Linked DNA regions of Mus musculus: regions 1 and 3 are each linked to region 2. A link is a loop called in an ENCODE intact Hi-C map of the cell type or tissue named here. Cell type or tissue: left cerebral cortex. All regions are shown on one strand. Links, peaks and the distances in the headings refer to the core of each region. The heading gives the core; the rest is flanking DNA.

Region 1 (7,969 bases), core at 1,766-6,765, 270 kb before region 2:
TAAAAAGAAAGTATGAAGCCACACATTGTACAGGCACCCTGACTGCCAGAGCAGATGTTAGCATCTGGCTGTCCCCAGTAAAGCAATTTGCAGAAATGGGCTACCACCCCCTTTTTTGCCATTGCATTTTCATCTTAGAAAGTGATTTTACTTTAAATGGATACATCTAACTTTTTGTCCTCTAATCTCTAGAATGGCAAATCTCAGTAAATGCATTCCATCTAAGCTCTCTGGGTCCTCAAATGTTTAAAAGTAAATAGCAGATCCTGGGAGCAAGGTGTCTGGCATTGCCAAGTGCCCGCACTGCCATGGCTAAGGCTGCGTCTGTCCTGCCCTGAGGTCTCTGTCTCAGGAGATTACTAGAGAGAGAGCAGCAGTGGACGGCAGGAGCATCAGAGTGGACACAGTGCCACTTTTCAGTTTTCCTGATAAATCTAAAGGATAGCAGTCTAAAGTATTTATATATTATGAAATTAAACTTTTGCAGGCAGAAGCTGAACTGCTGATGTACAGGAACAAAATACAGTGTGTTTTAAAAGAAAGCCTAGCAATTAGCGCTGAGTGTAGTGGCACACACCTTTAATCCCAGCACTGGGGGGGCAGAAGCAAGTGGATCTCTGTGAGTTCCAGGCCAGCCTGGTCTACATAATGAGACCCTGTCTCAAAAGAAAGAAAGAAACAAACAAACCAACCCCCCCCCAAAAAAAGCAAAACAAATAAAAAAGCAAACAAACTAAACAAAGAAGAAAAAAAATAAATAAGAAAGCATTAGAATTAAAATGAACCTGGCTTCCTCCCCGATGAAGTTTGGGTCCAGAGAAGATAAGCAGCTGGTGGGCATCGAGGAGCCTTCTGGATGACCTAAGGCAGGCAGTAGCGGCTCGAGCACAGCCCCGGGGTCCCTCCACCTGAGAGCACGGGGCTCGCATGCTTCCTGCCGGTCAAACTAGAAAGTTCTACAGCACCAGAAACAGCATGTTCTCTGTTCCCTGCTGATCTGCCAGGCCAAAAATAGTGACTGGGATATTCTTTATGCTATTAAGTATTTATTTGACTCTTATCTAAGTCCCTAGCTGTGCATCCACGGGCACATGACCCTCCTGCTCCTGCCTCCCGAGTGCTGGGATTCAAGGTCTGCACCATTATTGCCCTGCTGGATCTCGGTTTTCTTACTAGTAGTTTTCCTAAGTGTTTGTGAGTGTCGACTGAGTCACCTCCCATCATACTAACACACAAGTTTCCTTTTCCTGTCACTGGGTCTGTGATGGTGTGACTGTGGAGTTGACCCAAGAAGGACTTTCAAAAGAAAACTGCTTTTTCACCTTTGGATGATGTAGTAGAAAGCCATTGCACCATGGGCTAACCTTTCTTCCCTTCCTTCTCTCTACAGCTTGTCTTTAGCTTCAATGATAAGCTCTTTGGATTACTGGTGAAGGACATTGAAGCCATGGATCCCAGCATCCTGAAGGGAGAGCCTGCATCAGGCAAAAGGCAGAAGGTAAGCCTTTTTCCTGGTCTTCATTAGGCAATCTTTTTGACATGACTTGCACAGGCTGATATGTTTCTGACTATTCGCCTGGGGTAGCTTTCCATACTGTGTGTTCTCCCTCTGAGTTCCTCACTCCTGCTGTAGCCAGTATTGCTGCTGGAATAGAAACCAAAGCACAGCTAACCGCAGATCTACTAATCTGCACTAGCTGAACACCGCCATCTAGAATATGTCAGAGACTGGCTGTGAAGACAGACCTTGCCATGTCGGGATTGTGCGAGATGGCTGTGAGGAAAGCAGACGTAACTCAGATGACTGGTTGCCATGTTTGCTTTGTACTGAAAAACTTCATTTCTCCCTCGAGTCTAGCCTTGCTTTGAAATGCCTATAGCGTACTAATTATCATCTCTCTGTACAGATTGAGGTAGGCCTGGTTGTTGGAAACAGTCAAGTTGCATTTGAAAAAGCAGAAAATTCGTCGCTCAATCTTATCGGTAAGATGCACAGTTTTAGAAAATTTCAAATGAAGTGGCAATGCCTCTGATATTGCGTATGAGTTGTGTAAATGGTTTTCAGGTGATAGAGAAAGGAGACCCTTCCTTAAGGCTTGTTCTGTCACAAGCGCTGATTGATATACAATCTCAAGCCTTTAGCTGGAGTGCCCAGTTCACCTGTAACAATGTGAAACACATCGGCACATTTTAATTTCCTGTGCTCATAGCCAGACTTAAAACAATTAAAAAGAAATAATGACATTTCTTGGTTTGAAATTCTAAGATAATTTTGGGCTCACAAAGATTTGTATATGTGGCTGGGCAGTGATGGCTCACGCCTTTAATCCCAGCACTCGGGAGGCAGAGGCAGATGGATTTCTGAGTTCGAGGCCAGCCTGGTCTACAAAGTGAGTTCCAGGACAGCCAGGGCTACACAGAGAAACCCTGTCTCAAAGAAAAAAAAAAAAGATTTGTATATGTGGCTCACAGAATCCCAGTAGCTGTTGCCAGTTTCCCCTAGTGTGAACATCATACAGTGCAGTTACCCAGACAGATTCTCATGGGTCCATTGCTGCTGCCCAGCCTCCTGTCTTAGCTTGGATTCCATCATCTTTCCCATCAAGCCCTTTCTCTCTCCCAGGTCTCATTCCCGACCATCTCACCCCACACATAGCTTCTCTGTGTGAGTCCTCTCCCGGCTCTGATGGCTCCTCAGAATTTCATTATCTTTTGTGACCTTCAGCACTGGTCAGCCCCCCAGCTAATTGCCGTGTTAAACGCAGAATCGTCCGTCACTGTTCTTTAGTGATCCGTTGAGGACTGTGATCTTTCCAACAGATGGGATCTTGCTCACCAGCCTTACTTTGATATATTAAAACAATACAGTTTAATCTCTAAGAATAGCAGCTCATATAAATAATGATTTATTAACTCAAATTTATGTTCATGTCTATCCCAATAAAATAGAGAAGGTTTTTCATTGGCTACACAGCCTTGTCCAAAATTACTTAACTTTGTTTAAATGTAGTTTGGGAGCAGTTTTTTTGTTTTGTTCTGTTTTTTGTTTATTTGTTTTTTTAGTCAATAATTTACCAGTCTTTGTTGCTATTTCTCTCTTACTTTTGTGTACTATGTACCGGTGTCCTTGGAGGCCGGAGGGACAGTGTCAGATCCCCTGGAAGTGGTGGTGTGTAAGCCTCGAAGCCTAAGTGCTGGGAATCCAGCTAATCCTCTGCAAGAGCAGAGCACGATCTTAACTGCTGAGCCAGCTCGCCAGCCCAGGCTCGCCTCCAGCTTGTAGACCTCTGGCTCCTGTGCTCTAGCTAAATGCTAGGACCAAAGGCACAGGCCACATGCCTGTGGACAAGCGTTCACTAAAACACCTCATACTCTAAATTGGATTTTATTTGTATATTATTCATAATTTATTTTATACAATTAGTGTGTGTGTGTGTGTATCTGAGCATGTGTGGTACATATGTGGAGGTCAGAGGACAACTTTCGAGTCATGTACACTGTGTGAATGGCAGGAATTAAACTCAGGCTGTCAGTCCACAAGAGCCTTAGCTCACCAGGCCACATCAGTAGCCCCTAATTTGCTTTTTTTTTTTGATTAACATGTTCAAGCATCTTAAATATATCTCTATAATATGATTTTAATGCCCCCAATATCATTTTTATGAAGGCCATATCATAACGTTCTATTACTGACACAATATTTATGATGTGATTTTCTTGTTTTTTACTTTTGTACACCTTTTGTTAAAATACCTTATCCCAGGGCAGTTCTATAACTTTTGCACAGTGTAGGTGTTTTCAAGTAACTTACATGAAGATGTGATTTTGGTTGGAAAATGAACTTATATAGTAATTTGGCTCACAGTAAGTTTGACCACAAGAGGGCAGTAGAGTATAAGCAAAATATTTTTGATCCCCTTCTAAAGGAAAAGCATTAGTCTACAAAATTCTAACCAGAAAATTATTATCTGAATTTTTTTAATTTATTTTTTATTTTTTTATATTTTAGTGTGGTGTGTTCTTCTCTGGCTTTGTAAGACCCGTATTTCCCTCTTTTTTGTTTAGAGCCTGCTGTAAGGTATCTTGTTCTTTGTGTCCAAGACAGGCGTGGTTCTCTGGAGTTACTTTAGGTGGCAGTCTGACATTTATATTAAACAGTTTGTATCGTGAGAGAATTTGTAAGTCTGACTTTTTCAGTCATTAAAGTCTTCAGAATGTTTTTTGTCTCCGTGTGACAAGCCATCAGATTCATTCCACATATCTTCGTAGGCCGAGGTCTAGGTAAATGTGCGTATCTCACACACACTTCCCAGGAGCTGTGAGCCAGCACTTGCTGTCAGTGACACTTGTGGAGCTAGCGGAGTTTATATCTGGCGCACACAAGGTGTTTCCTTGCAGCAGCTAAGTTAATTTGGTTGGATTAAAGGTTAATGAGAGAGAGTTCTGTGGACTGGCTGCAGGTAGCCTAGATGCGGGAGCACCGGTTTGGTTGGGTTTGGAAGTTTATTACTGACCATGAATGGCAACCAGGCAAGATCGGAAAGCTGGTCTTACCCTTCCCACTAGACAGTCCTCCAAGAGCGTGCTGCCCACCCTGACGTCACAGCCGTGTGTCAGCCCACTTAAGTCCGGGCGTCTGTCCTTCCAATGCTTACCCCTGCTGCTGCCCTCACAAATGTGGGTCTACTTGTTTGTCACAGGCAAAGCTAAAACCAAGGAAAATCGCCAGTCCATCATCAATCCCGACTGGAACTTTGAGAAAATGGGGATCGGCGGTCTGGATAAGGAGTTCTCGGACATTTTCCGAAGAGCATTTGCTTCTCGGGTGTTCCCCCCGGAGATCGTGGAACAGATGGGTGAGTTTCTGACCAAGCCTTCCGCTCCCGGGGAAGCACGGAGGTAATGAGGTGCTCTTCTCAAGAGTTTTGAAGTGACTTTTCAAATCCACCCAAAACAAAAAACAAACAAACAAAAAAAACCCAAACCATTAGGTTTCACGAGAAATTCAAAGTATTTACTCTCGTGGGAGAAATAATAGAAATGGTATTTACACTTGCTCCATTGTATCTGTTTAGGTTACATTGTTTTTCCGTGGGCATTTTAGAAATGGTCCCCCATCCTGAAGACCCACCCTGGGTCAGGTTCACCTGACATATTGTCGTCGTCCATGCAGCTGAGGACATTGCACGGATGCTGGCTTACAGCCGCGCTCAGCACTTCCCTCCAGTAAATGGATACTTGGCAAGGGTTTTAATTAGATAAGTCTGATCCCTAGAGACACATATGGGAGTCTCCATACTGCACGTGAAGAAATACTCTCTTCATTTGTCACTTTGCTCTTGACAGTTTATTTAATTTATCCGTATGAAGTGATTTTCTTTGCCCAGTAGAAAGACCTTCAGGACAGTTTTCAAATCCGTATCATTGGTTGGATTGGAGCGTGAGCCGCAGAGTATCTGAGAAAGGAATTTATAATAGCTTCTTGCAGACTGAGTGTGAAAACAGGATCCAAAAAGCTGGAGGGATACACACGTACTGCTCCCCTCTCCCCCATTCTCTCTCTTTAAATTGCTACCGGGAGATAAGAGTATATTCATCACGGTGGACAAGGGGTGCTCTCCAGGCACGAAGCGCCGGGTCACAGTAGCCGGCTGTGTCTTAGCCGGCTCTGTCGGTCTCTTTTCTGCCCGGTTGCTCACTCTGGTCAATTACGAGCACAGCACACACCTGTTCACTGGGTAAAGGTCGAGTTTAGAATTGGATTAAGACAAAATGACAGAGACCCTCATCACCTGAGTTTTATACACCTTGAAATGGCAGTGACATACTTCTTATCTGGAAGATACAAAGGCCAAATCCATAAAAAGAAAAGGAAAAAAAAAAAAAAAACCAGACTCTAATTTGGAAAGTTGGAAGAAATATAGCAGTTCACTGCCCAATAATGTGTGTTTTGAGGCTCAGTAAATCCTTACGGTGTTTTGATGAAGACTTGGAAATATTATTTAAATATATTTTAGGTAATACGGAGTCAGTGGGCAGGTTCTCCGTGTTGGATGCCGTGCGTCAGTCATCCTTGCGGAGGATTTGTACCTGGGAGAGGGAAAGGGCTGTGTGTCTTACTGTTTGTGGGGTCCAGCCAACCAGCAGGAGAGCAGCTGCTGCGGGAGGATGCTGTGCTGGTGCTGTGCGCCACCTCCCAGCTGAAACTGAAGCAAGCAGGTTGTTGTTTGCCCCCGGATTTGATCTGGCTTTGATGTGTTTTAGAAGAAATGAACGAGGGCTGTGGATCTGAAGTTTGTGTTGTAATCCAAAGCCTTTTTTATGGCTTTGTTTTTTTTTTTTTAATCATACTTACACTATTTTAAGATACACACACACAAAGTTTTATTCTTTTAAAAGTACCCTGCCATGACTTTCTTCCATCAAGAAGCACGTAGTATCATTTAATTTAAATAGCAGCCTGCTGTCAAGTTACCTGGACTTTGAGCTGAATTAAAAACAAAACAACAAGGAACAAAAACAACGAAACTCTGCTGCTCTCCTTAATTTAAAGGTTTGATGTCTGAGAAATAATTCTCTTTTATGTAGATATCATTTCTTGGGGTTCCCTTTTTCCTTTAAATTTTGGGGGGGTTAATAGAGCATCCCATTGCCCTCCAAGAAGAATTTGGTTAATGCTGATCATTTGGCTTGGTAAAAGTAAAAGGCTCGACATAAGAAGCAGAGATACGCTTGCGCTTCGACAACAACCAAGCCAAATAGAAAGTTACATGTGTTCACGGAGGCGTGGTTTATGTTCCTTCCTCTTCGAGGTGGAAATAAAATTGGCTGATTTCCTTCACTCTTTGTTCATTAAGTAGATTTAATAATATATCTTGTGGGTTTAATAACTAGACAGGGTAAGATGAGTTAAATCAATCAAATGAGAAAAAGTATTTAGTAAATAATAATTCCTATAGATTGTAAGGCATTTGTAACTGAAAGCTTTATTCTCCACAGATGGTCTCTCCCGTGAACTCTGGAATGTAATTAGAATGTTAGTTAGATTTGTTTTACATGTGTGCACACAACTTTATATGTATATCAAGGTTTCTAACTTAGAAAGTGAGACGATAAGTTATTTTCCTGGCCATTGTGTCACTGATGGTTACGTCTTTAGGTAACATATCTTTCATTTGGTTGTAAAATTTCATATTTTCTTCTAAAAAGTGAAAATAGAAAAAAGAGATTAAGACAAAATGACAGAGACCCTCAGAGATTAGACTATTGTGGTGACCAACGGGTTTAAGTGGAGACACAGTTATGGGGTAGGCCTGAGAGCAGGTGAGGTTATATTCCTGCAGACAGCTCTCACGGTTCCAGGCTAGCATTTTTATCTTGGTGTATACCTTCCTGCTTTCTAAAATATTTTTTTATAGAATTAAAACTCAGGAAATCCTAGCTGGGCTTGGTGGCGCACGCCTTTAATCCCAGCGCTCTGGAGGCAGAGGCAGGCAGATGGATCTCTATGAGTTTGAGGCCAACCTGGTCTACAAAGTGAGTTCCGGGGCAGCCAGGGCTCTGATACACAGAGAAAACAAACAACAGCAGCAACAACAACAACAACAACAACACACACACACAACAACAACAACACACACACACACAACAACAACAACAACAACAACAACACCACCACCACCACCAACAACACACACACACAACAACAACAACAACAACAACACACACACACACACACACACACACACAAAGGAGGTCCTTAAAGAGAAAATAAGTCACATAAAGTTCTAGAGCCTGAGGGACGACGACCATGTGTGGGAATAGAGAGGGCTCAGCTCTGGCAAATATCAGCCGTCTGTTACTGTCTGATCAGCCTGGTCAGTCTGCTTCCTTTTTCTTTTCTTTCTCATCTGTAGCAATTAGGCTCACTCAAACCTAAGCAGGGCAGATCTTTCTTGGACGTGGTGGA
Region 2 (7,969 bases), core at 1,052-6,051:
TCCCGGGCAGAAAGAAGAAGCCTGGAGGAAGGAAGGAGAGAGAGAAGGCTCCTTCTGGGCTGCCCGTTTGTGCAGCAGCCTCCCCACCAGCCAGGGCAACAGGGAATGGAGCGAGATGCCAGCCCTTAATGACAGGGTTTGAGGAGCCTGTGGGTCCCTGTTAGCTCAGACCCTTGGGGGATATTTGCCAAGGCAGACAGCTGAAGGGAAAATCAGGGCTGCTTTATGGTTGCTGAAGTTCGAATATGGTTGAAATGTCCCTGAAGGGTCCATGTGTCGATGACTTTGTTTTTAGGGTGGTAGTGGAACTAGGAGATGGTCGAACCTTAAAGAGATGGGGCCCCTAGTTTGGGCATGGTGGCTCATGCCTCTAATACCAGCATGGGGAGGGGTATGGTAAGCAGGCTCAGGCAGGTGAGCTCCCATATGCTTTCCAGTAAAGTCTGGGCTACCGAATGAGGCCTTGTCTCACAAAAACAAAAGGAAGGGCTGGGGGTGTGTAGCCCAGTAGGTCGAACACTTGCATAAGGCCCTGGGCCTGAGTCACAGCTTGGTATAAACCAAGCATAGCACTGCGTGCCTGTAATTCCAGTTCTGGGGTACAGAGGCGGGTGGGTCAGAAGTTCAAGGCCACCCTCTCTCTGTTACTTGCCAAATTTGAGAGCAGCTTGGGGTATATGGCTCCCTGTCTCAGAGCAATATAAAGGGTGGGACCTTTGGGACATCACGGTGTATATACATACCATAGACAGTCCATACCATAAACAGCTAGGCCACAGAGGAAGGGCAGAGAAATGCGGTAAGGACAAGCTGGTTGAAAGTGACAGCTACAATGGGGAAGCCAGTGCATGCTGGGCACCAGAGGAGAGACCAGTGCCACAGGCTAGTGGAACACGGGAAAAGAAGCTTTGGACTCCCAAGCAGCTTAGCGATGACAACTCGGGCTTAAGCGTGGGAAACCATTTTCAGTCTTGCAAGCATAGGCTTGGCAGTGAGTCTTTGATGGCAGTCAGATGCTGCTGGCCCAAGGAAGGGCCAGGCATGTAAGTCTCTCATCACTTGCATCAGGACCTGCGAAGGCTGGATATGGAACTCTGGATTTGGGGGCACAGGTCCAGGGGTAGCTCAGGCTAAACTTGTATTCAGTCTTGTAACCCACCCACCCACCCCCCCAAAAACTGTTCGGGCATAGGGATCCTTCTGCCTGCGACCTGATGCACTGTTAGGTAGCCTCTGATACTGTACTGGCCGCTTTTGTGGGTCAACTTGACACAAGCTGGAGTTCTCACAGAGAAAGGAGCCTCCCTTGATGAAAGGCCTCCATCAGATCCAGCTGTAAGGCATTTTCTCAAATAGTGATCAAGGGAGGAGGGTCCAGCACATTGTGGGCACTGCCAGCTCCCTGGGCTGGTAATCCTGGGTTCTTTAAGAAAGCAGGCTGAACAAGCTAGGAGAAGCAAGCCAGTAAGCAGCACCCCTCCATGGCCTCTGCATCAACTCCTGCCTCCAAGTTCCTGCCCTGTGTGAGTTCCAGTCCTGTCTTCCTTTGGTGATGAACAGCAATGTGGAAGTATAAGCCGAATAAACCCTTTCCTTCCCACCTTACTTCTTAGTCATGATGTTTTGTGCAGGAATACAAACCCTAACTAGGACACACACCTTTCACACTGATGGAACCAGCCATATGATTTCTTCTGGACAACCAAAAAGGTAAAGCAAGGGGCTGGTTTGAGAAATGTTTGTTTCTGGGCCTGGCTGTCTTGGTACACTCACGACATTATCTTACCTGCTATTACTAAGGTTTTTTTTTTTTTTTTAAAAAACCCAGGTCCCATGCATGCAGCACCCATGAAAGCCAGAACTGGGCAATGGACTCTTTAGAGCGGAAGTTACAGATGGCTGTTAGCGGTTGTTACATGGCTGTTACATGGTTGCTGACACCTGAACCTGGATCTTCTGCAAGAGCAGACAGTGCTCTTAACTGCTGAGCCATCTCTCCAGCCGCTGGCTAGATGGATTTTTATGACGCGCCATTTGAAAAAGGATCCTACTTCTGAAAATGGTATAAAACTGCCATCACAAGGCACAATTGCTCAACACTACAACGGTTAGTTTCCAAGGAGACACACTATACATTATTGTTTATAAGAAGGATCAGTGATTAGCTGATGGACCAAGTTTAGCCACAGCCTGTGTTTGCAAAATTTTACAGCGTCACAGACAGACTCACTTATGGGTGCACTATCTGCGGCTGGTTTTGTGCCACGTTGACAGAACCAAATGGTTGTAGCAGAGATCTTATAGTCTGCAATGGTGAAAATACACATCATGAAGGCTTTTATAGAAAACGGCTTCATAAGAATTATAAAGAAGAGGGGGGGGAGACTGGGTTGAAAATACATCTTAGCAGTTAAGAGCATGTACTGCTTGAAATAGCAGGGCTAGACACTGAGGACCGACAACCACTCACTGACAATGTCACAAAAGAAAGACATGACATGCTTGTGATGTTAATGCAACCTAGAATCATCTGGGAGGAGAGTCTCACACACACACACACACACACACACACACACACAGAGAGAGAGAGAGAGAGAGAGAGAGAGAGAGAGGGAGAGAGAGAGGCTGTCTACTTTGGACTGCTCTGTGGACATGTCTGTCCCGGGTTGTCTTAGCCAAGTTAACTGATATGGGAAGAGCCTACCCAGTATTGGCAGCGCCATTCCCTAGGCAAGGGATCTTGCCTTGTTTAAGATGGAGAAAGCAATCTGAGCACAAGAAGGCAAGCAAGCACATGCAGACACTCATTTCTCTCCACTGTTCACTGGGGGATGTGACGTGACCAGTTGTCCCAAGCTCTTTCTACGACGACTTCCTAGTAGTAATGAACTGTATCTTGGAATTGCAAGCTAAAACAAACCCTTTCTCTCCTAAATTGTTTGTTGTCAGGACATTTTAATCACAATAACAGAACTAAAACCAAAAGCAATGTCTTTGGGAAGACAGCTAGACTTGTCAAAAGTTTAAACCTTCATCTAATTAGGCATCTAGACTCAACTCTCAACGAACAGAAAATGGAAAAAAAAAACCAATTGGGAACATGTTAAGCTACATCACAGATTTGCAACATGAAATGTGGCTATTTCAAATAACAAGAGCTGGACATTAGTGCTCAACAGAAAGCCCATCAGGACTAGAGAGACTAAGGCAGGAAGAGAATCATGAGTTTGGGGCTAGCCTGGGCTACAGAGTTCTTGAAAAAAAAAAAAAGACAATTTGCTCCTGAGAGGGAGCTAAGCCTGCTGGTAACGTCGTCGGAAACAAGTTCAGCTTTAGGCTACCGCCTCCCAGCTCTGAGACTTTGGGATGGCTTAACTTCTCTGCAGCTGATTCTTAGGAGCTCTGTGAAGACAAATGGATTCCCTGCCTGCTGTGTTGAGCGCTGTATCCCACTGGCGGGGCTCATTTCAGGGTCAACATTTGTTCTCAGAGGGAGGCTTGTCTGCAGCATCCATGGGCACTTCCCTGTCTCTTTCCCCTCTCTTTCATTGAGTCATTCATCCCCGTGCCCCACTGTTTGCCATATGCTAAGCAAGCTAGTTAAGTCGGTGATGCTGCAGCATCTGGTCCACTAAGTTGCCTGTCAGCTCCACAAACCAGAACCTGCTGCCCCTTAAAAAAAAAAAAAAAAAAAAAAAAAGGTCTGGGAACACAGGGAACTCTCCTACTGCTGATGGACAAACAAGGCAGATTCTGAACCAAAGGAACCCAAGCCGACATTCAGGCTGTACCAAGAAAAAGAGAATGGTGCCTGCTAACTCCGAGAGGGAGGCTAGGTCATCTAAGGGACGGCATTTCGCAAAACCAAACTTTAAATCCACGTCTTCTTGGACATGGGCTGCTTCTGCCCTCTAGTGGCTGCTGGCTAGCACAGCAAGTACCAGCTTCAGGCAGTTGAGCTTTGTTTCCAGACTTCTAAATTACACTATGTTTCTCTACCATGCTTGACCCGTAATTACCTTTCCTCGAAATGTATCTTGTTTAATGATAGTAATTTCTAAATATTTTTTCGGCACCATTCTAAAGTATTGCCATGCTATAGTAGGTAGGTAGGTCTTCTTTGTGAGCATGTAACAGAAACACAACTCAAATTTGTTTATGTAAGAAGGGATACTCACTGAGTCCCAGAGAGAGGAAAAGAAGGTGTGTGTGGGTCCTTGAAGGTTGTTTCTGGACTGGATTCTGGACTCCACAGACTTTCTACAAAAGATTGGAGCTGCACAGGGGCCCACAGAAATCAAAATGCAGGGTATAGGTCCTGAGCAAAGTCCCACAGCTCTGCAGAGTTACAATCAGAATATAAGCACAAACCCTGCAGCCCAGGGGCAGGATGTGTAGGTCCTCTTTAGAAACTAAGGTTGTCCTGTTCTCAGAAAGGAAGGGAGGTATCAGGGTTCTGCCCATTGGTCCGCCTTACACCTTGCCTTCCAGACCCATCTACCATTTCTACCTAAAGCCTGCACAGTTTGCACAGTTCAAACCGGCATATTTCCTGGAGAGTGATGATGTCACAGAACCAGAGTTCCAGAAGGCTGAGGTGGCCAAGAACACATGCCTTCTTGAGACGAAGGAGAACTATTAGCCAGATGGGGCCAGAGAGTGCTTGGTAAGGAAGAGGAGGCTCCTGCCACAAACCATCTTGTCCTGTAGATCCTCCCAGAAGGGCCTGGGCTGGCTGCGAGCTAGGGCCAGAGAGGTATGCTTTGAAGCTGGATAGGGCCACATTCGGGGACTACTATCACCCCAAAGGGAATCCCTGAGGGGCTCCATGGGCCAAGCCAGACATTCCTGCATCCCAAGGCTTGGGGAAGCCTATCTCTGAGGTGCATTCTGCATCAGAGTAGGGAGGGCTGCAGGACATATCTGAATTAAACAGATATTTGCTATTTACCGGAAAGTCTGATTTAACAGGACTTCATCTGTTCTATTTGCAACACCAGAGCAGGGTAGTGAGAGCATCCAGAGAATGTCCTAAGTGCATGCTGTGTGACAAGGACAAATCAAGAGACCAGAAGGCAAGCAAAGCCGCCGGAGAGGCCACGTCATCCCTACATATGATGAAGGAGAGGGAGGGATCCTGGCCTTTGCCCTCAGCATCATACACCTAGTTTAAAGAGAAAGACACACATCCTAGGGCAGGACCAGCCCACGTGTGCGCTCACAGAATGAACATTTTGAAGGACAGAACCCAGTTATTTTATAGATGTTTCCTTCTGTTTAGGTTCATTTCTTTATGCTTGGACCCAGGCTTCCCATCTGTGGCCAGAACACCTCATTAGAGCTTATGCATCTTGAGGTTTCCCATCCAGAGGTGCAGAGTGTCCCTTTGTCCCTCACTGATAATGTTAATTTTAATTGCAAAGTCAAAACATTGGGTTTTGCTACGCAATACGGGAATGACCAAGGCCATGTATATAAGCCCTGATATTTTTCCAGCTTCCACCAACTCAGACCAGCCCCAATAGTAGTCATTATTCAAACCAATCACTGCCCAGGCTATGCTCCTACTGTAGCCTGGGAATCTGCCACATTTATAGGAGTCCTGGTTCCATTCTGTAAGGAATGTGAAACCATATCTTTTTGTTTATTATTTATCTTATTCATTACACCGTTCTGATTGGGCAAGTATTAGTAAATAGATCTTCATTTCACACATGGGAACCAGAGAAGTAAGTATGTTGTTCAAAGTCATACAGCAGCCCAGCCTTTGATAGCTGGTAGTGGGTGGGAATTCAGAGTCCTTGATCTTCAAACACACACACACACACACACACACACACACACACACACACACACACACATACACAGGCATACACACCATTAAAGCGAAGATTATTTATATAATACGATTATATTCGCTTGTTTTCTGATATGCATTTATACAGAAACAAAACAATAAAACCTACAAGCAGCCCTCCAGGAATGGCATGAGGCAGAGGTTGCAGTGGTGAAGGTCATATGTCATGTATCTGGGAGTATGGGTTGGGGCATATTGGCATCCCGTGTCCCTGCCCTTCCTCTGAAGGCACACGCTCAATCCATACCACAAATGCTGGTGAAACAAAATCTGCTCTAACTTTTGCCAACCTCACTCCCCATCCTGCTACCCAAACGTTGCTTGTGCCTAAATACCCATGAGAGGAGGACCAGCCACTGAAGCCAGAGTGGTCTTGATTTTGAACTCTTGAATCTGAGCAATGGGTATATGGAGGATCAGGAGATTTCTCTCTCTCTCAATCTTTCTCTCTCTCCTCTTATGTTAAATTTTCCGAGACAAAAAACATGATACGAACATAAAAGAACAGGCCCTTACCTGTGATACTAAGGCTCTGGTAGTAGAGGCAGGAGGATTGCTGAAAGCTGGCTACATACTGAGTTCCAGGGTAGGCTCGGGGTGTATGTACATCGAGGTTGAGGAGTGGGGAGCACTGAAACTTACCAGGTATTGAACATTGAGTGAGCGAGGAAATTTGGTTTCTCTCTCAGATCCCCCAGGCTCTCAGAGACTGCCTAGTGCCCTGTCTCCTTGGACAATGTTGAAGGCACTGTTCATCTGTGTGGCAAGCTGCCTTCTGGTAGTGAATGATGGCAACATCATCCATCGCTGTAGTTTGGCCAAGATTCTGTATGAAGAGGACTTGGATGGGTTTGAGGGCTACTCCCTGCCTGACTGTGAGTGTCATCTCCTTGGCTCCTTCCTCCCCACCCCTCCTCTGGATCTCTTACCTGCCTTCCTTCGCCATTTGTCTTTCCAAGTTGAGTTCAGAGAACCATCTCCCTGCAACAAGAAGCCTCTCCCAACATGTCACATCTCAGCCAGTAGCTATTAACTGAGCTCTTACCATGCACTACTGCTTTGGAGGTGAACCAAATTCTTTCCCTCACAGAGCTTACATTCTAGCACAGCAGCGAGCACTCACGCGGATACCCAGTGTTGGCTGGTGGCGGCATGTGCGTGAAGAATGTGGTGCAGGCATGCAGTTCCCAGAGTTGAAGGCAAGAGGATTGCTCTGAGGCCAGCCAGGGCTCGGTAGCAAGTTCTTGTCTCAAACAAGCAAAGGAGAAGCTTAAGGGGGTCAGCAGATGGCTCAGGGGGTGAAAGCACCTGTCACATTGTAAGCATGACAACTTGAGTTTGATCCTTAAAATAATGACTTACAACAACAACAACAACAACAACGTGGGAGCCAGAGAAACGCTCAGCAGTTGTGAGCATGCTCTGCCCATCCAGAAAACCTGAGTTTGGGTCCCATATGAAGCAGCCTATCTGCGACTCCATCTCCACGGGACCTGACACTTCTGGCCTCCACGGGCACCCTGCAGTCACATGCACATACACACAGTCATGCATATGCATAGTTAAAAAACGATTTCTTATGCATCTATAATCCCAGCACTCGTGGAGAAATGGGTGGCAGAGAGAGAGAGAGAAAAACCAACCTGAAGCTCCCAGGCCCAGCTAGTGTGGAATACACAGTGCAGCCGCAGAAATGGGAGAGGTCCTGAAGGACAGAACTGACTTCAACATGTTCTCTCTCTCTCTCTCTCTCTCTCTCTCTATCTCCCTCCCTCCCTTTCCCTTTCCCTCTATCTCTCCCTCTCCCTACTTCCCTCTCTCCCTCCCTCTGACTCTCTCCTTTCTCCTGTCTTCCTCTTTCTCTCTCTCACACACATGTACATGGGTAACACTGTGGAAACTGAAGTCAGGGGAAGGCTCCGAGGAAGTGGCAATGGGCCGTGCTGAATGAAAGAACCACATGACCAGAAGAAAAGTATTCCAGGCCAAAGGAACAGCCAATGCAAAGGCTGTGTGGGAGGGAACTCTCTGCTCCATCTAAAATTTGTACATACATGCCTTTTGATATGTTCTCCACTTCTCCTGTTCGCTTGCTCTCCCCTTTGCTCCACC
Region 3 (7,969 bases), core at 1,250-6,249, 120 kb before region 2:
TATATATATATGCTTCTCAATAATCCATGCTACTGTACTTCACAAATGAGGGATGTATGGCCCAGGGAGGCTGCAGGGCCGGTTAAAGCCATAGTCCTAGTACATTTAGGAGCTGAGGTGTGAATTTAGACCTTCAAAGCTGGGGTGTGTGTGTGTGTGTGTGTGTGTGTGTGTGTGGGTCATTCCAAAGGGCAGAACATGGCTTTCCGGGAAGGCGTTGATGCCTCCTTCTGGGCATATGCATAGGACCAGCTAATGGTCTGTTCACCTTGCAGAGGCCAGAGCTGGCATGTGCCTTTAGAGTAGACACGTATAGCTCTGCGTCACTGAAGATGCCCCACAGAGAAGAATCTGTGCACGCCACATGCATGCTCTTGCGATGACCATCATCTGTCACTAGGAGTGCCTAGAGGGGAAGCCTGCCTGGGAATCACTCCAAGGGGTGAAGTGGAAGGCAGGGTCCTACCAGCCTCACCCATGTGTATGTAACACATCACTTCCATCCAAGGGGGAGGGCATGTATCCAGCAGCAGCAAGTCATAGCTCCAACTCCCTGTGCTGTGGTGAAGATTTAAAAAAAAAAAAGATCTCATTTTCTAAGTCGTTCCTGATGCTTTGGAAGTTATCAGAGGAGGTGGAGGAGGTAGCTCACTAGGTAGCATGCTCACTTACCACACATGAGTCCTTAGCTCAATCCCTAGGACGTCACAATCCAGGCACAGTGGCCTATGACTGTGGTCACAGCACCTTCAGCATGGAGGCAGGAGGATCAGAAATGCAAGAAATGCTATCCTTGGTTACATAATAAGTTTGAAGCCAGCCTGAGCTATATGGACCCTGTCTCAAAAACAGGACTGGAGAGATAGCTCGGTGCTTAAGAGCACTTACTGCTCTTACAGAGGACCCAGATTTAGTTCCCAGCGTCCACATGGTGGTTCACAACCCTTTGTAACTACAGTTCCAAGGGATTTGAACCCTCTTCTGGCTTCTGCAGTCACCGGACACACAGGTACATGCACTCACACACATAAAATAAAATAATATAAAATAAGATAAAATAAAATAAGCAAATATAAAGCATACGTTAAAAATAAACAAAGAAGCTGGGCATGGTGGCGCATGCCTTTAATCCCAGCCCTTGAGAGGCAGAGGCAGGCGGATTTCTGAGTTTGAGGCCAACCTGATCTACAGAGTGAGTTCCAGGACAGCCAGGGCTATACAGAGAAACCCTGTCTCGAAAAACCAAAAATAAATAAGTAAGCAAACAAACAAACAAAGAAAAGAAAAGGGGTGGGGGCATGCAGCTGGAGAGATAGCTCAACAGTTAAGAGCACTTTCTGCTCTTGCAGATGATCCAACATCCACTTGGCAGCTCACAACTATTTGTAACTCCAGTTCCAAGGGATCCAATAGCCTCTTCTAGCTTCTATGGGCACCAGGCCTGCACATGGCACACACACACACACACACACACACACACACACACACACACACACACACACACACACAGGCAAACACTCATGTACATAAAATAGAAACAAATCTTTACAACCAAAGGAAGAGACAAAACCCCACCAAACCCATCACAGGAGCAATAGGAGCTCAGTTGCCATAGTCACTGCCCTGGCCTGTTTTCTCAGAGGTAAAGACTAAGACTAGCCTGGTGATTGAAAGTAAGATATGGGAGAGGAGATAAGAGCCTGGGAGCGGATGAAGAGACCACAAGGGACCATATTAAAAATATATATATACAGCATAAGGAGGGCAGGAGAGAAGGCTCAGGGATGTAGAGCAAATACCACTCTTGCAGAGTTCATTCAACTTCCAGCATCAACAACCAAGGGCTTATAACTTTAACTCCAATGTTGGGGGATCTGATGCCCTCTACTGGACCCCAAAGGCAATGCACTCACATGCACATACCACATACCCATCATTGAAACTAAATGTTTAGAGCCGGACGTGGTGGCACATGCCTTTAATCCCAGCACTCGGGAGGCAGAGGCAGGTGGATTTCTAAGTTCGAGGCCAGCCTGGTCTACAGAGTGAGTTCCAGGACAGCCAAGGCTATACAGAGAAACCTTGTCTTGAAAAACCAAAAAAAAAAAAAAAAAAAAAAAAAAAAAAAAAAAGAAAGAAAGAAAATAAATGTTTAAAAACAACAACAACAACAAAAACAAAAAGAAACCTGCAGAAGTCTGGCTTAGTGTACATACCTGTAATCCTATACCAGGAGACTGAAAATCTATTTGATTTCCATGTGCAGGAGAATTGTCATAAGATCAAGGTCACATGGTGAGATTATGTTTCAAACACACAGACAAACAAACCCGAGAAAGCCCCTCCTATCTCAGAGATCACTCTGGGAACAAAAGTAGCCCCTCTTCTAACCCATCTGTCAGGTTTGCAGTGGGAGATTAACCCCATCTTTTCTGTATGTGTGTGTGCACGTGTTCACGTGGATGTGCAAATGTGTGTAAAGGCTGCAGGCTAACATTGGGTCTCTTCCTTGGCTGTTCTTCCCCTTATTTTGTGAGGCATGCTCTCTCAGAACTTGGCACTCACCAATCCATAGCTAGAAAACCCCAAGGATCCTCATGTGTCCATACCCCAGCAGTTCTGGGATTACACAGACACACTGCTGCATCAGACGTTTTAGGTGGGTGCTGGCGGTCTGGGCGGGGCTTGTTTAGCATGCGCTTCACTGATTGGCCCATCTCCACAGCCAGTATTTATTTATAAGTAGGCTATCTAGCCCAGGCTTCAGACTTACTATGCAGCTGAAATTGGCCTTGAATTTATGCCGCTCCTGCCTCTGTCTCCACCGTGTGGGGGTTACAGGTATATGCCCCCATGTCTGGTTTACACGGTGGTAGGGCTTGAACTCAGGGCTTTGTGTTTGACACTGACAGTTTGGCAGAGAGGCCTGGGCAAAAGGGCATTATTTACCAACCCTACCAGCTTGCAAAGGTGATTTCCTTTTCTAAAGAACTTCAAGTAGATTTTTATGGATTTCAAATATTGCTTATAACAAGGCAGGTCAGACGTTTATTTTTTTTAGGCAAACATGTCTGTGGGCATTCACAGCACTTAGCCCTGTCCCCATGGCCACAGTCCCCTGCAGCGGGTGTGAACAGGTGACCTTCCCAAAGCCACTGTTCAGCTGCCCAACAGCATCTGACAGGTCCAAACAACACGCGTGAGGTCCCTTCTCCTCTCAGTCATATGTATCGGGATGCACTGAGCCCCCAGAACAAATGGCTGTGGCATGGGATGCCAGAGTGGCTCTGATAAGCCACGCAAGGCTGCAACTTCAAAGAGACAGGGAGTAGAAGCAAGTAGCAGTGGAGGCAGGGAGACTGTCTAGAAAGAGCACAGGCTGAAAATCTGGCTCAAATCGGAGAGCCAGACTCTGAAAGTCATGTTCGCAGGGACATTAGCTGACGGTGAGGCCCAATTTCTCTCTGTAGCCCTTTCTGCTAATGGCCTCTTCCTTTCTTGTGGTCCTGCCCTGATACCATGACCCCGTCCTGGATGCTTCCTTCAGTGGGAGCCAGGGGGTTAGTACAATTGTGGCAGGAAGACTCACATATAACAAAGAGGAGAATGCCATGTAGGAGAGGGAGCAAGCCAGCCTGGCAGAGTGGAGACTGGCTTCGCTGGCCTGCTCCCTCTCCTAAATGACACCTTCTTTGTTAGGTAAGAGCCTTCATGCCTTTACCCTTCCACCCCATGGCTCCTGTTGAAGACAGCATTTTAAAGAGGGTCTTGGTGAAGCTAAACGGATTACAGGAAAGGAGTCTGTTAGCAGAAAAAGACTATGAGATTGGAGAGGGGAATAGGGAAGAGGCGCTTTACAGTGTGAGACAAGCATTCTGGGGTGAGGGGATCCCAAATGTACTGGCTTTCCCTTAAGTGGGTCACTTCCCCTAAAGCTTTGTCTTTGCCCTGTGCAAAATGAAGGCATTAAATCCATCCCGCCACCTCTGCCCTTAAGCGTGTTTCTAAATCTACCTCCATGCCATCAGCCACGGACCCCGCTGACCAGCAGGGGGCGCTCCTGCAGAAGGTTGACCACCCTTGCCCTAGGCAACTGTTGCTCTCAGCTTCTTGCAGGGTTGTCAGAACAGAAAAGGTACTCCCCCCACTTCCTGTCCCTCCCAGTCCACTCGGGCCACTTTTCTTCTCAAGCTCTCCCTTTCAATTGTGTGTTTTGGAATTAGCTTGCTAGGAAATTACTGACTCTAGGTCCTTGGGGGAAGTCATTTTGTTTCTCTGTGCCTCAGTTTCCCCACGCACCAAGGAAGTATGAGTGAGAGACTTTCACCCAGAGAGGAGGTAGCAATGCTGCTGCTTCATAATCATTTTCCTCATCAGGGCGAAAGCGGCTGCTTCTACTTCCCACAGGGACGAGCCAGAGCCTGCCGAGACTGTCAGAGTACCAGCTGGTCTATATTATTTTATTTTAGTTATTTTATGTAAAGGATGAAGTGATTCTAGTACTGTGAGTGATACTCAAAACGTTGGAAGTAATAGGGTTTTGAACACACAAGGGTCACGTTGGAAAGCGGTTTCATTAGTCCTTAAATTTCTCCCCCATCTTTTCTAAGGGCGGCGAACTGGGGAGATGAGTCTATTTAATGAGTGGGGAAACTGAGATCCCAGAAGGATCCATTGTTGGAGTTTATGCCAGTTTCTCTCCGTAATCCAGGCTCCATCCCGTTGGAGTCAGCGACTCCTATTGGAGACATGCGGGATTACAGCGATGTCTGTGGACACTGGTAGGTTGGTTTTCAGTAACCCAGATGGAGAGTCTCACCTTCTGTTGCGTTTCAAGCACTTCTGTGGCAAAGTGCTTGTCCCCGTGGATAAAGCAAGGAAAAGAAGGACCAGAAAAATCATTGCAAAATCCAGGTCAAAACACAACAGCATCTCAGTATAGCCCTATACAACCTCCCCGGGACAACGGGTAAACGGTCCCATCATCTTATTTAGCAGGTTCTTCTCTTTACTGTAGCGGGTAAACACATTCTCTGACACTAGTTCCATGGGTTCTAGGTTTCTGGGTCTAGGCCAACAAACAAGCCAACCTGAGCCTCAGTTTCTTGTGTGTAAAATGTGAGGATTAAATAAGTTAATACTAGCTAGGCTGTGGTGGCACACACCTTTAATCCCAGCACTCAGGAGGCAGAGGCAGGGGGATCTCTGAGTTCGAGGCCAGCCTGGTCTACAGAGTGAGTTCCAGAACAGCCAGGGCTACACAGAGAAACCCTGTCTCAAAAGGAAAAAAAAAGTTAATATATCTAACACATTACTCTTATATAGAAATTAGTTTATCCTTATATAGAAATGCCAGCTGCCATTAAGTATTTGTTAATTATTAATTAATTAATTAACTAATCAATTAATTAAGCTTCTTAACTGACTGTAATCCATAAAAGACAATCATGGACTTAACCTCCTCTGACTCACACTGCTCAGCAGGAGATTTTTTTTTTTAAGATTTATTTATTGATTATATGTAAGTACACTGTAGCTGTCTTCAGACACTCCAGAAGAGGGAGTCAGATCTCATTATGGATGGTTGTGAGCCACCATGTGGTTGCTGGGATTTGAACTCTGGACCTTCGGAAGAGCAGTCGGGTGCTCTTACCCACTGAGCCATCTCACCAGCCCCCCCCCCCGGAGATTTTTGACTAAGGAAACATTGTTAAAACATATATGCTGAATGCTCTCTTGTCTTTCTTTCTTTTCTTTTCTTTTTTTCTCTCTTTTTTTTTCTTTTTTCTTTTTTGGTTTCTCGAGACAGGGTTTCTCTGTATAGCCCTGGCTGTCCTGGAACTCACTCTGTAGACCAGGTTGGCCTCAAACTCAGAGATCCCCCTGCCTCTGCCTCCCGAGTGCTGGGATTAAAGGCGTGCGCCACCATGCCCGGCTTTCCTTCCTTCCTTCCTTCCTTCCTTCCTTCCTTCCTTCCTTCCTTCCTTCCTTTTTTTTTTTTTTTTTTTAATTTTGAGACAAGGTCTCACTATATCACCCTGGCTATCCTGGAACTCACTGTGTAGACCAGGTTGGCCTTGAACAAAATGTGATCTTCCTCCACCTCCCCAGTGCTGGACTTAAAGGCATGCATACCACCCTCCCCCACCCCCAGCTCGACATTCTTTCTTAAACAATACAGTATAACAACTATGTACATGATGGTCACACCTTACCATTGTAAATGTTACAAATTATACATAAGCACACAAAGTATCAAATTTATATATACAATGTTTAAAATTATACACCATAAAATTACAGAAATGTACTATTTTTCAGACAGGTTCTATTGTAGCCCTGGCTGTCCTGTAATTCACTATGTAGCCCAGGCTGGTCTCAAACACAGAAATCAGCCTGCCTCTGCCTCCTAAGTGCTAGGATTACAGGTGTGCATAGGCCCACCTGGCATGTGTGTGTGTGTGTGTGTGTGTGTGTGTGTGTGTGTGTGTGTGAATGTGTGTTCTAGGTTTACTGTTTCCCAGTCTTAGCTTATTCCCAGTGGAAAGAAAGAAGTCTCGCTAGCCCCTTGATGTCCCGACTCTAAGTGTAGGAAGAAGTACTGAGCCATCTACCAGCCGGGGTAGTTGACAACACTTCTTGCAAATGTACTTGCACCTGCAGTTATAACAATGTGATAGTATGTCCTAGAAGAAATGGTCTTAGTGGCAAGCAGGACGGAAGTGCATTGCTCCAGGGACTTTCTGAGCATCCACATGGGACCTCTTCCTCTCACCTGTCCTTTGCAGAGAGGACACCTGTGTGCAGAGTTGCATGTTTTTGGTGGTGTTTCTGGTACATTCTGGCCCCATTCTTCTGTTTTCCTAGGTGGTTGGTGTCCTTGCCTTTCTCCTCCTCGCCTTTCCTTCAGTTTTCTTTCCTTCTGTGGGCAGAGTCGGAGACAGTGCCCTGCATGAAGAATCTCCGCTAGGGTGAAGGACAGATGGCCCCCAGTGCATGCAGTCTGTCCAGGCATCCTGCTGGGCTCTGACACTTCTGATAGTGACTACCAGGGATGGGGTGTGGCACTCATCTACAGTGGGCACAGTAGCCAGGCAGAGACCAAACATATATATCACTTGTCACATAGGAATCCACTGGCAACCATGGAGCAGATTCTCTGACACTGGGATTTTACCTGGGGGTCACTTCTTACCTCCACGTGTGTCCCTGAGGACAGAACTGGCCTGCAGAGAATGTTCTCACTGTGTCAGAAGAAAGGGCTCAACCTCTGGCTCATGTCATGAGGACCTCCCCTCTCTCCTTTTCTTTTTTGAGACAGGGTCTCACTGTATATAGCTCTGGTTTTGCCTGGAACTCCGTATGCAAACCAGGCTGGCCACAGACTCACTGAGATTTGCCTGCCTCTGCCTTCTGAGTTCTGGGATTAAGGTCAGCACAATTATGCCTGGCTAGGGCAGAATTTCTAACCATTCATAAGTCAAACTTGACAGCTCAGGATCATTCATTCATTCATTCATTCATTCATGTTTTTTTTTTTGTTGTTGTTGTTTTTGCTTTTTGAGACAGGGTTTCTCTGTATAGCCCTGGCTGTCCTGGAACTCATTCTGTAGACCAGGCTGGCCTCGAACTCAGAAATCTGCCTGCCTCTGCCTCCCAAGTGCTGGGATTAAAGGCGTGCGCCACCACTGCCCGGTTCATTCATTCATTTTAACCCAGTGGTTCTCAACCTTGCTAATGCTGCAACCCTTTAATACAGTTCCTCATGGTGACCCCAACCAAAAAAATTATTTCATTATTTCTGCATATCTGTAATTTTGCTATTGTTATGAGTCATAATGTATAAATATCTGATATGTGACTCCCCAATGGGTCACAACCCACAGCGTGAGAACCACTGTTCTAATACGTATAGATCCCTTAACTTGAAGCCAAAGTGCATACCCTCCTTGACAGGAGCTGTGGGTAT

The links. Hi-C counts contacts between places; a loop is a spot of excess contacts. Peaks named below come from ENCODE experiments on the same cell type or tissue, not always from the same donor. Only the 100,000 strongest peaks of a DNase experiment are listed, where the experiment ranks them.
Region 1: a loop joins it to region 2, with 5 times the contacts of the local background. A loop is called at or near these places in 25 of 42 quality-filtered maps.
Region 3: a loop joins it to region 2, with 9 times the contacts of the local background. A loop is called at or near these places in 22 of 42 quality-filtered maps.

The regions. Positions count from the first base shown.
Region 1 is chr11:103,907,330-103,915,298 of GRCm38, reverse strand. Nsf (N-ethylmaleimide sensitive fusion protein) reads left to right here. Exons shown (of 21, transcript NM_008740.4): 6 at 1,391-1,498; 7 at 1,908-1,983; 8 at 4,701-4,856. Among named protein-coding and RNA genes, the nearest start is that of Nsf, 43 kb to the left of the region's middle. In left cerebral cortex, for the core only: a CTCF peak has its summit at 3,875 (motif pointing right); a DNase peak (open chromatin) is centred at 3,883.
Region 2 is chr11:103,635,521-103,643,489 of GRCm38, reverse strand. It overlaps Lyzl6 (lysozyme-like 6), which reads left to right and starts at 4,600. Exons shown (of 5, transcript NM_001356472.2): 1 at 4,600-4,666; 2 at 6,547-6,732. The coding sequence starts at 6,594. 1700072I22Rik (RIKEN cDNA 1700072I22 gene) reads right to left here and starts at 4,554. Exons shown (of 2, transcript NR_131143.1): 1 at 4,179-4,554. In left cerebral cortex, for the core only: a CTCF peak has its summit at 3,926 (motif pointing left); a DNase peak (open chromatin) is centred at 3,910.
Region 3 is chr11:103,755,024-103,762,992 of GRCm38, reverse strand. It overlaps a transcript of Wnt9b not described here. Among named protein-coding and RNA genes, the nearest start is that of Wnt9b, 9.2 kb to the right of the region's middle. In left cerebral cortex, for the core only: CTCF peaks have their summits at 1,886 (motif pointing left), 2,805, 4,047 (motif pointing right) and 4,747; DNase peaks (open chromatin) are centred at 4,046 and 4,737.